Regions from separate parts of the Homo sapiens genome. Here region 2 is linked to region 1. Evidence: chromatin contacts called from ENCODE Hi-C or POLR2A ChIA-PET data. All regions are on one chromosome and are shown on one strand. Each heading gives the region's core, a stretch centred on a gene start or an enhancer-like site at or near the end of the contact. The rest is flanking DNA. Distances are from core to core; before and after follow the strand shown. Region 1 holds the start of POLR2L (RNA polymerase II, I and III subunit L). Region 2 has its middle 16 kb from the start of B4GALNT4.

Region 1 (5,031 bases), core at 2,525-5,024:
TTTGTTCACTGCTGTACCCAGATGCCTACAACCATCCCTGCCACATACAGGTGCTCAATAAACACTTGTAGAGCAGATGGACGAGCTCGCTGTGCTGGTAACAGATGGTGGTCTGTTCTCAGGGCCCTCGCATCCAGCAGGGCAGACAGACCCACCCCCGCCCCGCCCAGTGTCAGGACAAAGAAGGGCAGAGCCAGGAGGACACACCCCCCATGGGGCTCCAGGGAAGGGAGGTCTGATGCCAGGGACAGCTGAGCACAGGCCTCAGCAGAAAGAACTGAACATGTTCCTAAATGGTGAGATGGTGTGTTCAGAGCCCCTGGGGGAGAGGAAAAATGGTTTCCAAAACCCTTCTGGCCATGGTGGGGAGCAGACGTGGGAAGGGTGCAGACTGGGGGCCGTGCCCAGGTAAGAGGTGTCAGGCAGGTGGGGTGGGGGCAGTAGGGTGAGGGGGTTTACATGGAGGAGCCTATAGGCCCTGCTGGGGGCCAGAGGGTAGGAGGTACCAGAGCCTGGTGTCTGGCAGAGGTACCCTGGAGATGGGAGCCAGGGCTCGGTCACTGATTGTGCCCCCCACTGCCCAGGTTCCTGTCCTTAAGGCTCAGAACTGTAGACCCTCAGGCAGACCCGTTCTCCCCTACCAGAGGACACCACGCCAGATATCTGGGCAGCAGGGACATCTGACCTGGGGTGCTTGCTGGCAGCACTGCCTGGACAGCAGGGCCTCCTTAGGGCCACCTCCCAACCCAGCTAGGAGCGTCTTAAGGCCTGCCCTCCCTGCTGGGCTTGGGTGGGACGCTCAGGGACAGGCAGCAGTGGGCAGAGGCCAGCAGGTACTGGCAGCCCTGACCACAGCAGAGACTGGGCCCCAGAAAATCTGTTTCTCTCTTCTTTTTCATAGTTGTGTTGAGACAGAGTCTTACTCTGTTGCCCAGGCTGGAGTGCAGTGGTGCAAACACAGTTCACTGCAGTGGCAACCTCCCAGGTTCCAGTGATCCTCCTGCCTCAGCCCCGAGTGGCCGGGACTACAGGTGTGAACACTGTGCCCAGCTAATTTATTAAATTTTGTTGTAGAGATGGGGTCTCATTATGATGCCCAGGCGGGTCTTGAATTTCTGGACTCAAGTGATCCTCCTGCCTTGGCCTCCCAAAGTCCTGGGATTATAGGGGTGAGCCCCTTTGCCCGGCCTAAATCTGGCTCTTCAGATTCCGAGAGAGAGGGTACAGGAGCCTCTCTGCTCAGCCTGAAGAACACCCAGAAGGAGGGAACCTCAAAGAGCCCCGAGATGGAAGGCTCTCCTGGCAGCGCCTCCTGCAGGGGTGCCTGTGGAACAGGCTGGCCCCAGGGCTAGGAGAGTTCATGGCCCAGTCTGCTTCACTGGGCTGCCACAGTGTGAAAGCTGGGCCTAGACCTGGCTCCTGACATCCTAGTGAGGGCTGGGACCTTAGTGGTTCTGAAAGACCTTTACTGGATGGTTCCTTCCAGAGTGGGGTATCGGATACACACACACTGCGGCCAGGCATTACGCCAGCTCCCGGATGCCTCAGCCTCGTGAATTCGGGGCAGGACGCTCAGGGCCCATGGTCAGCACAGCGGGTGGGTGGGTTCCAGCGTGGTCACTTCTCCAGGGGTGCATAATTGAGCAGCTTCTCGATCAGGTCCACGTGGGCCAGCAGCATCCGGCGGCAGCAGTAGCGCTTCAGGCCCAGGGCATCCAGCGCATCCCTGTGTCGAGGGGAGGAGCAGAGGCCAACTGAGTTCTCTACGGTCTGCAAAGGCCTGGAGCCCACATCCAACCTGCCTCTCACTGCCTGCTGGCCTCACCCCCCCCGCCACCGGCAAGGCGAACAGATTCACCCGGCTCAGAAGCTGAGATCTAGCAGTATGATCCTGGCTGGAGTAACCTGGAAATGCCCAGAACCCTGGGTGGAGCGTGAGGAGCCTCCTCTCCCACCTACTCTGGCTGTACGTGTGTGTGTATAACGTATGTAAGAAATGTAAATGAAATGAAAACGAAGTAATTGCGGGGAGCTTAGAAAACCAAGACCACCAAGGTGCTGATGTGCAGCCACCTCATCCAGCACTGGCCACGGCAGGGTAGCTCTCCAGGGGCCTGCCCTTAGCTGGTTCACCCCCACCCCAGCCAGAGCAAGCCCTGCTCTGCCGCTGTGGGGTCTTTCCTCACCTCTGCTTCCTTCCATCAGAGAGAGACTGCTTCTCCACGGAGCCACCTCTCCCACTTCCCAAGCCAATTAGAAGCTTTCATTTCCCTGGGACCTAGCTCCAGTCACCCTCAAGACCTCCAGAAAACTCCCACACCGATGGCTCCAATGTGCAGAGACACAGAAGCTTGGGAAAGGGGAGGCCACATGGGAGGCCCCTGCCGTTCCTATCCGGGGAAAGGGTCTGGACAGGCCGCCAGCCACTCAGTCTAGCAGCCCACTCGCTTTCCTCGTTTGTCCAGCAAGCTGCACCAAGTGCCGATGGCAGGCTGGCGCACACAAGCCCAGGGCTTCACATGTGACGAAGACTCAGTGGGCGAGGGTCAGACTCCAGCGGGGGCACCAAGACTCAGGCACCGTGGTGACAGCAGCACCAAGGGACAAGCACAGGAGAAAGACGCCTCCCCTACAAAGCCTGATGAGGGTGGTCAGCAAGTCTACCCTGCATTTCTTTTTCTGTGTGTGTGTGTGCGTGAGACGGAGTTTCACTCTCTCTTCCAGGCTGGAGTGCAGTGGCGTGATCTTGGCTCACTGCAACCTCCACCTGCCTCCCAGACTCAAGCGATTTTCTCGTCTCAGCCTCCCAAGTAGCTGGGACCACAGGTGTGCACCGCCATGTCCGGCGAATTAAAAAGATAGAGCCAGGCGCGGTGGCTCACGCCTGTAACCTCAGCACTTTGGGAGGTCGAGGCGGGTGGATCACCTGAGGTCAGGAGTTCCAGACCAGCCTGGCCAACATGGCGAAATCCCATCTCTACTGAAAATACAAAAATTAGCCGGGCGTGGTGGCACACGCCTGTAGTCCCAGCTACTCGGGAGGCTGAGACAGGAGAATTGCTGGAGCCCAGGAGGCGGGGGTTGCAGTGAGCCGAGATCGCGCCACTGCACTCCAACCTGGGCGACGGAGCGAGACTCCGTCTCAAAAAAGAAAAATAAAATAAAATAAATTTCTGGAGATCAGGGTCTCCCCAGGTTGTCCAGGCTGGTCTCGACCTCCTGGGCTCAAGCAAGCCTCTCGCCTCGGCCTCCCAAACTGCTGGGATTACAGATGTCAGCCGCCGCGCCCGCCCGTCCTGCAGCGAGGTTTGCAGGACATGGGGTGGGCCTGGGGGCAGAGATGGGAATAGGGCGGAGGCCAAGGGCTTTACTGCGGGTGACAAGACGCCTGCGACCCGCCAGGCCACCTAGAATCCCCAGGACACCACTGGTTTGAAGCCCAACTCCGTTCTCTTCCCCAGACTTCAGGGGATAAGGTTCTCCCGAAAGCAGATCACAGAGCGGGGCTGGAGAAGCCGGGCCTGAAGCTGCTCATGGGGCGCTGGCCTCAGGCAGCGCTGCGCCTCCCGCCCCGGCGCGCACCCCAGGGCGGACTCAGCCCCCAGCCCCGGCCCGCGCCCCACGGCGGACTCAGCCCCTAGCCCCGGCCCGCGCCTCACCCCTCGGTGTACTCGGCCTGCAGCAGCCCCAGGTAAGCCTCCCACTTGTTGCCGACGATCTTGCCACAAGTGAAGCAGCGTACAGGGATGATCATGGCGGCGGCGCGTCCCAGACTGCCCGGCCCGGCCCGGCCGCACGCGAAGAACCCCCCCAGGCCCCGCCCCGGGCGCGTCCACTGTTGCGGGAGAATCGGCTCCGCTCGTTCTCCGCTGTTCCGGCCGTCCCTCCACCGGCCCCGCCACCGCTGGCCGCAGTTTCCGCCGCGATAGGGGCTTCCCGTGCGTCCCGGGGCTCCTGGGCCTGTGCGTCCCGGGGCTCCCGGGCCCGCGCGGCCGCGGCAGCAGCAGACCGCACACCCCCGCCCACCGTCTTGGTGCATCCCGGCGCTACGGCGTCTGAGCAGGGCCGTAAAGCTGCGGCGGCGGTTCGCGTTTCTCGTGTCCGCTTGACTGACAGCTGCGCGGCGGGAGCGGGCGGCGCGAGCGGGAGGCGGCGGCGCAGGTACTGCGCCTGGGGGTTGTGGGGGCGTGCGGCCAGGGTCCCGTGGCCGGAGGTGTCCGACCGGGAGCGGCTGGAGCCGGACGCGAGCGGGGCGCGCGAGTTCGAGCCCAGAGCCGACACGCAGCAACAAGTGGGGTCCGGCGCGGGGGCTCGGGGAGAGGGCGGGCGGGGGCCGGGGCGGGTCTTCCTGCCGCCCCTCCTGGCCGCGCCGAGTAGTGGGTTCCTCCGCCTCGGCCTCTGCCCGCGGGGTGTCCGGGGCTCTCGGCGCTGAGTTCGGGGGTCCCATTCTGGACGCGGCCCAGCCCCTAGGGGCGCCGCCCTGGCCTCAGCTGCGCAATTACAGCCCCCGCCGGCAGCTCCCCGCCCCGGGCTCCTGTCCGCGTTCTTTCCGCTCTTTCCCGGGAATGGGGTCGGGGTGCGCCCTCCCGGGTCCCGGCTCTGCTGGCTGCTCGCCGTCCCGAGCTCCCGACGCTCAGACGCGCCTCTGAGCACGGGGAGAGGGGACCCGGGAGGGAGGTCGGGGAGGGAGTCGTGGAAGAGGTGCTTTTTGAGCTGAACCTGGAAGACCCCGGCACAGGGGATCCCTGGGCAGACTCCCGGAGGCTGCACTGGCAGGACCCCCTGAAGGCCTCAGCTCTGGCTTGCCCTGGAGCTCAGGGCCTACGGACGACGAGGGACGAGGAGCCCGTGTCTCTCGGATGGAGTGCGGGGGGGCTGGCACCAGCACCCTTCTTGCTGTGCCCCTGGGGTGGGGGTGAGGAAATGGGGGGTCGGTGTGCAGTGAGAGGCAAAGAAGGCTCCTTGGAGGTGCGAGGTGGGCTGTGGGGGTGGGTGGGCCGCAAAGCGGCACCCATGGGGGGCTCTGGGCTG
Region 2 (6,018 bases), core at 3,024-5,523, 490 kb before region 1:
AAAAGATAAAAAAGAGAAAGGAGAGAGAGAAAAGCATCGCCTGAGGCAGGGTGGGGAAGGCAAAATGCTCAGGGAGGCCAGAGAAAGACCCGCCCATTGCAGGAACCCTGAGGACTTCAGGCGGCTGCTGTTGGGAAGGGACTTTTTCCGGCAGTCCCATCAGCTCTCAGGTTCCCCTTTTGCGAGAGGAGAAAGCTCCCCATGTTCCACGATCCTGTACGTGCCTAATCCTGTCACCCACAGCCGTCAGCAGAGAGTGCAAGGCAGATTAACCCAAAGAGAATAGCCGTTAACGTCCCCTCGTGCCGAACCCGTTCTCAGCCGAGAGGGACTTTTCTGAGAGGGACTTTACTGAGGGGGCTCTCTAAGCCCCTAAATCTTAAAAGGGACCCTAACCAACCCTCCTAAGGTGGGTCTCTAACCCAAGGTGGGTCAAGCATCCTTGCCTTGTATTAAGAGTGGGCTTTCACCCTCTCTGTCTTAGGACAGACCCTAACTCCCCTAAGTGGGCCTCTCACCCAATCCCATCCTTCGCCGGCTACCCCACCACTTACCCAGCGTCGTCCAGTCAGGGCCGAGTCTATTTCCTTTGGGTCGGGGGCTCCTCCTCAGTATTGTCCCTTCAGGGTTTGCCAGAAAGATGTTACCGGACCCCACTACTTACCCAAAGTTAGCCTTTAGGTCGGGGGTTTCCGCACTGGAGCCCCTCCTGAGGTCACCAGAGATATGTCACCTACCCAACGCTAGGTTTTGAGTCTGCAGTTTTTCTTCTGTGGTCGCCAGAAAGATGTTACCGGAAAGGGGTCCCGATCCAGACCCCGAGAGAGGGTTCCTGGATCTCATGCAAGAAAGAAATCAGGGGGAGTCCATAAAGTGAAAGCAAGTTGGCCGGGCGCAGTGGCTCACGCCTGTAATCCCACCACTTTGGGAGGCCAAGGCGGGCGGATCACGAGGTCAGGAGATCGAGACCATCCTGGCTAACACGGTGAAACCCCGTCTCTACTAAAAATACAAAAAAAAAAAAATTAGCTGGGCGTGGTGGCGGGCGCCTGTAGTCCCAGCTACGCGGGAGGCTGAGGCAGGAGAATGGCATGAACCCCGGGGGGCGGAGCCTGCAGTGAGCCGAGATCGCGACACTGCACTCCAGCCTGGGCGACAGCGAGACTCCGTCTCAAAAAAAAAAAAAAGAAAGCAAGTTAGTTTATTAGGAAAGTAAAGGAATCAAGAATGGCTACTCCATAGACAGAGCGGCCCCGAGAGCTGCGGGCTGCCCATTTTTACGGTTATTTCTTGATGATATGCTAAACGAGGGGTGGATAATTCATGCCTCCCCTTTTAGACCATGTAGAGAAACTTCCTGACCTTGCCATGGATCTGTAAACTGTCAGGACCTTGGTGGGAGTGTAGCGCTGAGGACGACCAGAGGTCACTCTCGACACCATCTTGGTTTTGGAGGGCTTTGTCCGGCTTCTTTACTCCAAACTGTTTTATCAGCAAGGTCTTTATGACCTGTAGCTATTGCCGACCTCCTATGTCATCCTGTGACTTAGAATGCCTTAACCGTCCGGGGATGCAGCCCAGCAAGTCTCAGCCTCATCTTACCCAGCTCCTAATCAAGATGGAGTTGCTCTGGTTCACATGCCTCTGACAGAACAGTCTCTGCTGTTTCGCCCTCTGGACCAGCCAGAACATTTCTCTCCCTGTCTCTCCACTCTCCCTGGGATGCCACTAGGTCTCTGCTCCTGAGAGCCAGGGTGTTCACCTTGGAGGCACACGGAGTCCATTTTCCACCTTGTGTGACTGTGTGCCTGGTGCTAGTGAGGCAGGAAAACAAGGCCTGGAGACAGGGAACATAAGACCGATTCACACCTCAGCTATGACAGGAAATATCCTCTCCATAGGGCCTGCACCCAGTAAATGACTTTGTAACTTTACTTCATCCTCTCCATTTACAGAGGGCGTACACCAAGTAACCAACGGAATCCTCTAGAAGGTATTTAAACTCCCCAAAATTCTGTAATGGGGCCCTTGAGCCCCATGCTCCGGCCGCTCCCACGCTGTGGCGTGTACTTTCCTTTTCAGTAAATCTCTTCATTCCTTCCTTCCTTTGTGGGTTTTGTCCAGTTCTTTGTTCAAGAAACCAAGAACCTGGGCAACCTCAACAGGTAATGATATGAAATTCATATTCACCCAGTGACTCTGAGCCCTTTTTAAAGAAGAGAGACTTTGGGTGTGTTACTTTACCTCTAGAGGGGCTGAAAGGTCCCCCCAGCTGGGAAACGAAGGCCCAGCCCGAGCTGCTATTGGTGGGCGGCACCCAGGCCATGAGAGCAGAAGACGCTCAGAAAGATCTCTTTCTAAACAAATCAAAGCCCAGTTTTGTTTTTGTTTTTCTGGCTTTTTGTTTTTTTGTTAAAGCAAAGTATCAGACTGCGAATAGACACCAGTTTCATCTCAGACTCACTGCTGGAGAACCAGCAAATCCCTGTGTCTGCCCGGCAGGTTCCTATGGAGAACCTTCGACTGGTTTCCAGGGCAGGAAGCCAGGCCCAACTCTGTGGACTGAGCCAGTGAATCGGCCTCAGGCCAGGCACAGAGCCGGCCCCAGAGGCTGGGGTGAAACACGAGCTGTGAGCTGCAAATCAGAAACAGAGCGACAGGACACTATTTTCATGACGAGGTTCTGGGTTTTTCCCTGATGTTTGTTTCCTCGGTTTTTTTGTTTGTTTTTCCCTTCCCAGTATTTTTGGACTTGAACTTTAGAACTTCAACTTCTCTGAGGTTTAGCTTGGCGGGAGGAGGGGGATTAATTACCGTACCGTAATTTCTCCTGGGATACTGGATTTGGGAAAGGGTATATATCCTAATTTGCCATTCTGAATTGGTTGCATTTGATTAAAAGCATGACTTCTATCATGGAGGGTCCAGCCCTACGGGGCTTGGCGGGTGTTCTCCCCGTGTGTGGAGACGAGAGACCGGAAGAAATAAATACACAAGACAAAGAGATAGAGAGAAAACAGCTGTGCCCGGGGAACCACTACCACCAAGATGCGGAGACCGGTAGTGGCCCCGAATGGCTGGGCACGCTGATATTGATTGCATACAAGACAAGGGGGCAGGGTAAGAACGGTGAGTTGTCCAAGTGATTGATAAGGTCAAGCAAGTCATGTGACCATAGGACAGGGGCCCTTCCCTTACAGGTAGCGGGAGCAGAGAGGGAAGGCAGCATACGTCAGCGTTTTCTTCTATGCACTTTTAAGAAAGATCAAAGACGGCCGGGCGCAGTGGCTCACGCCTGTAATCCCAGCACTTTGGGAAGCCGAGGCAGGCAGATCAGTTGAGGTCACGTGGCCAAGACCAGCCTGGCCAACATGGTGAAACCCTGTCTCTACTAAAAATACAAAAAATTAGCCACGCATGGTGGCAGGCGCCTGTAGTCCCAGCTATTTGGGAGGCTGAGGCAGGAGAATGGTGTGAACCCAGGAGGCGGAGCTTGCAGTGAGCCGAGATCGCACCACTGCACTCCAGCCTGGGCGACAGAGCAAGACTCTGTCTCAAAAAAAAAGAAAAAAAAAAAGAAAGAAAGAAAGATCAAAGACTTTATTTCTTCTACCGCTATCTTCTAAGAACTTCAAAGAGGAACCAGGAGTAAGGGAGGAGCATGAAAGTGGACAAGGAGTGTGATCATTCAAGCACCACAGGGAGGGGGTTAGGCCTCCGGATGACTGCGGGCCAGGCCTGGAGAATATCCAGCCTCCCACAAGAAGCTGGTGGAGCAGAGTGTTCCCTGACTCCTCCAAGGAAAGAAGACTCCCTTTCACGGTCGGCTAAGTAACGGGTGCCTTCCCAGGCACTGGCGTTACCGCTTAACCAAGGAGCCCTCAAGCGGCCCTTATGTTGGTGTGACAGAGGGCTCACCTCTTGCCTTCTAGGTCACTTCTCACAACGTCCCTTCAGCACCTGACCCTATACCCGCCGGTTATTCCTAGGTTATATTAGTAATGCCACAAAGAGAAATATTAAAAGCTAATGACTAATAATGTTTATACTGATTGATAATGTCCACGATAAAAGCTAATGATTAATAATGTTTATACTAATGATTGATATGTCCATGATCATCTCTAATTTGTATTATAACTATTCTTATTCTCTTTATTATACTGAAAGTTTGTGCCTTGTCTTTTTTTTTTTTTTTTTTTTTTTTTTTTTTTTTGAGACAGAGTCTCGCTCTGTCGCCCAGGCTGGAGTGCAGTGGCGCATCCGGGCTCACTGCAAGCTCCGCCTCCCAGGTTCACCCCATTCTCCTGCCTCAGCTTCCCGAGTAGCTGGGACTACAGGCGCCCGCCATGTGCCTTCAGTCTTTTGCCTCCGCACCTGGGTAATCCTCCGCCCACACTATCACATGCCCTGAATAATGGGGTTAAGAACAATTTGGGGTGGAAAACAGGGTAGGAAGGGAACAGATGGCTCAGAACACAGGAAGTTAATTTAACTGCAGTCCAGGGAGGATGGCATTCTGGAAGCCGAGTCGGCCTGAGGTCTAAGGGGCGGAGGGAACTCCAAGCTTGGCCTGGAGCTCAGGGAAGGGAGCTCGCGTGGACTTCAGGAGCCCGGTGGGTGCTTCCTGTGCACAAACGGGCAGGGTCTGAGCTCCCACCGTCTGGAAATGCTGCCCAGTGGATTTCAGCCTCATTTTACCCAGCTCCCAATCAAGATGGAATTGCTCTGGTTCAAACGCCTAGCTTCGCCAGCTAGGGGGTGAACCGGCCACAGATCCCCGGAGGCCAACAGAAGACAGAGCCCCTGGGTCAGAGGCAAGGACGGTTGACTTCTCAGGCAGGGAGGTGGCCAAGGGAACCGCTTCTGCGGCGGCTTCCCAAGCCCCAGCTCCCGCAGAAGGCCTGGAGGGGCCCGGGGACCCGTGCCACGCAGTGAGTGGCGGCAGGACACGAGCCCGGGGGCGCAGCTTCCTGGACACTCTGCCCCCAGACACTGGCTGCCACGCGGGACGGTGACCAGCGCTGCCCTCGGCGCCCGGGAGGCCTCCCAGGGCTGTGCGCCAGGAAAACATTCCCGAACCGACGGCCGGGAATGGAACGGGGCGGGGCGTTTCCCAGCCCGAGGAAAACAGCCCTGAAAGCGCGGCCAGGAATGGATGGGGGTGGGGCGTTTCCCAGCTGCTCTCCAGGGAGCCGCCTGGAGCGGGGGAAGGGGGGGGCGGCGCGTTCCAACGGTGGGGGGGCTCGTTCCAACGGTGGGGGGGCGGGTCTGCGTTTCGGGCCCCCAGACACGCAGCACGCGGAGGAGCGCCCCGCCCCGTCTAGAGCCCCTTCCTCCACAGCAGGGCCGGGGCGCAGGGGGTCTCCCCGCACCCAGCGCGTCCCGCCCCGTCCCGAACACAAAGGGCTCTGCCCGTCCGCGCTCCCACGAGGCGGCCCCTCCCCGCTTCCGGCCGAGGTGCGGTCGTCACTTCGGGGAAACGGAGAAAGCGCCTGGGGGGCGGGGCACACACACCATGCACATACACACCCCACACACACGTACCATGCACACACATATACACACACCACATATATACATGTCACACACATACCATGCACATACATACACACACCACACACATACACACATCACACACACACCATGGACATACACACACACCACACAAGCACCGTGCACACAAATATACACAAACCACATACACACGTGACACACATACACACATGCAACATGCACACACACCACAAACACATGCACCATGCACACACATACACACCACAAACATACATACACACGCATGCACCATGCACACACATATACACACCACGCACATACATGCATCATGCACGGACACACCCCACACATATACACATGCACCATGCACATACACACCACACACACACGCACCATGCACACACATATACAGCCACCACATACATACATATGTCACACACACATACACAGGCACAGTGCACATACATACACACCACACACATACACACAGCACACACACAT

What was found. Hi-C counts contacts between places; a loop is a spot of excess contacts on that map. ChIA-PET counts read pairs that join two places held with the same protein, here RNA polymerase II (POLR2A). Pooled maps may share reads with other maps.
Region 2: a loop to region 1 is called in a pooled map, with 1.9 times the contacts of the local background. The contact joins the enhancer-like site here to the promoter of POLR2L in region 1. A Hi-C loop is called at or near these places in 1 of 50 pooled maps. POLR2A ChIA-PET finds 5 or more read pairs at or near these places in 4 of 52 experiments (GM10248, H1, Panc1 and 1 more).

What each region holds. Positions count from the first base shown.
Region 1 is chr11:838,755-843,785 of GRCh38, forward strand. It overlaps POLR2L (RNA polymerase II, I and III subunit L), which reads right to left and starts at 3,775. Exons shown (of 2, transcript NM_021128.5): 1 at 3,660-3,775; 2 at 967-1,726. The coding sequence starts at 3,754. The coding sequence ends at 1,618. It overlaps TSPAN4 (tetraspanin 4), which reads left to right and starts at 4,098. Exons shown (of 9, transcript NM_003271.5): 1 at 4,098-4,161. It overlaps CD151 (CD151 molecule (Raph blood group)), which reads left to right. Exons shown (of 9, transcript NM_004357.5): 9 at 1-77. RefSeq lists enhancers at 1-206, 2,034-2,778, 2,779-3,524, 3,525-4,268 and silencers at 1,259-1,308, 3,537-4,166, 4,277-4,366, 4,387-4,616, 4,602-4,770.
Region 2 is chr11:350,943-356,960 of GRCh38, forward strand. No RefSeq gene overlaps it. Among named protein-coding and RNA genes, the nearest start is that of B4GALNT4, 16 kb to the right of the region's middle. RefSeq lists a cis regulatory region at 1-349, enhancers at 2,098-2,147, 3,377-3,953, 3,459-3,748, 4,935-5,887 and silencers at 2,548-2,714, 5,183-5,502. Within about 2 kb of position 4,274, at least 37 of the 41 ENCODE cell types and tissues checked have a DNase peak (open chromatin) inside an H3K27ac peak, as active enhancers do; they include Panc1, where a contact is called at or near this core.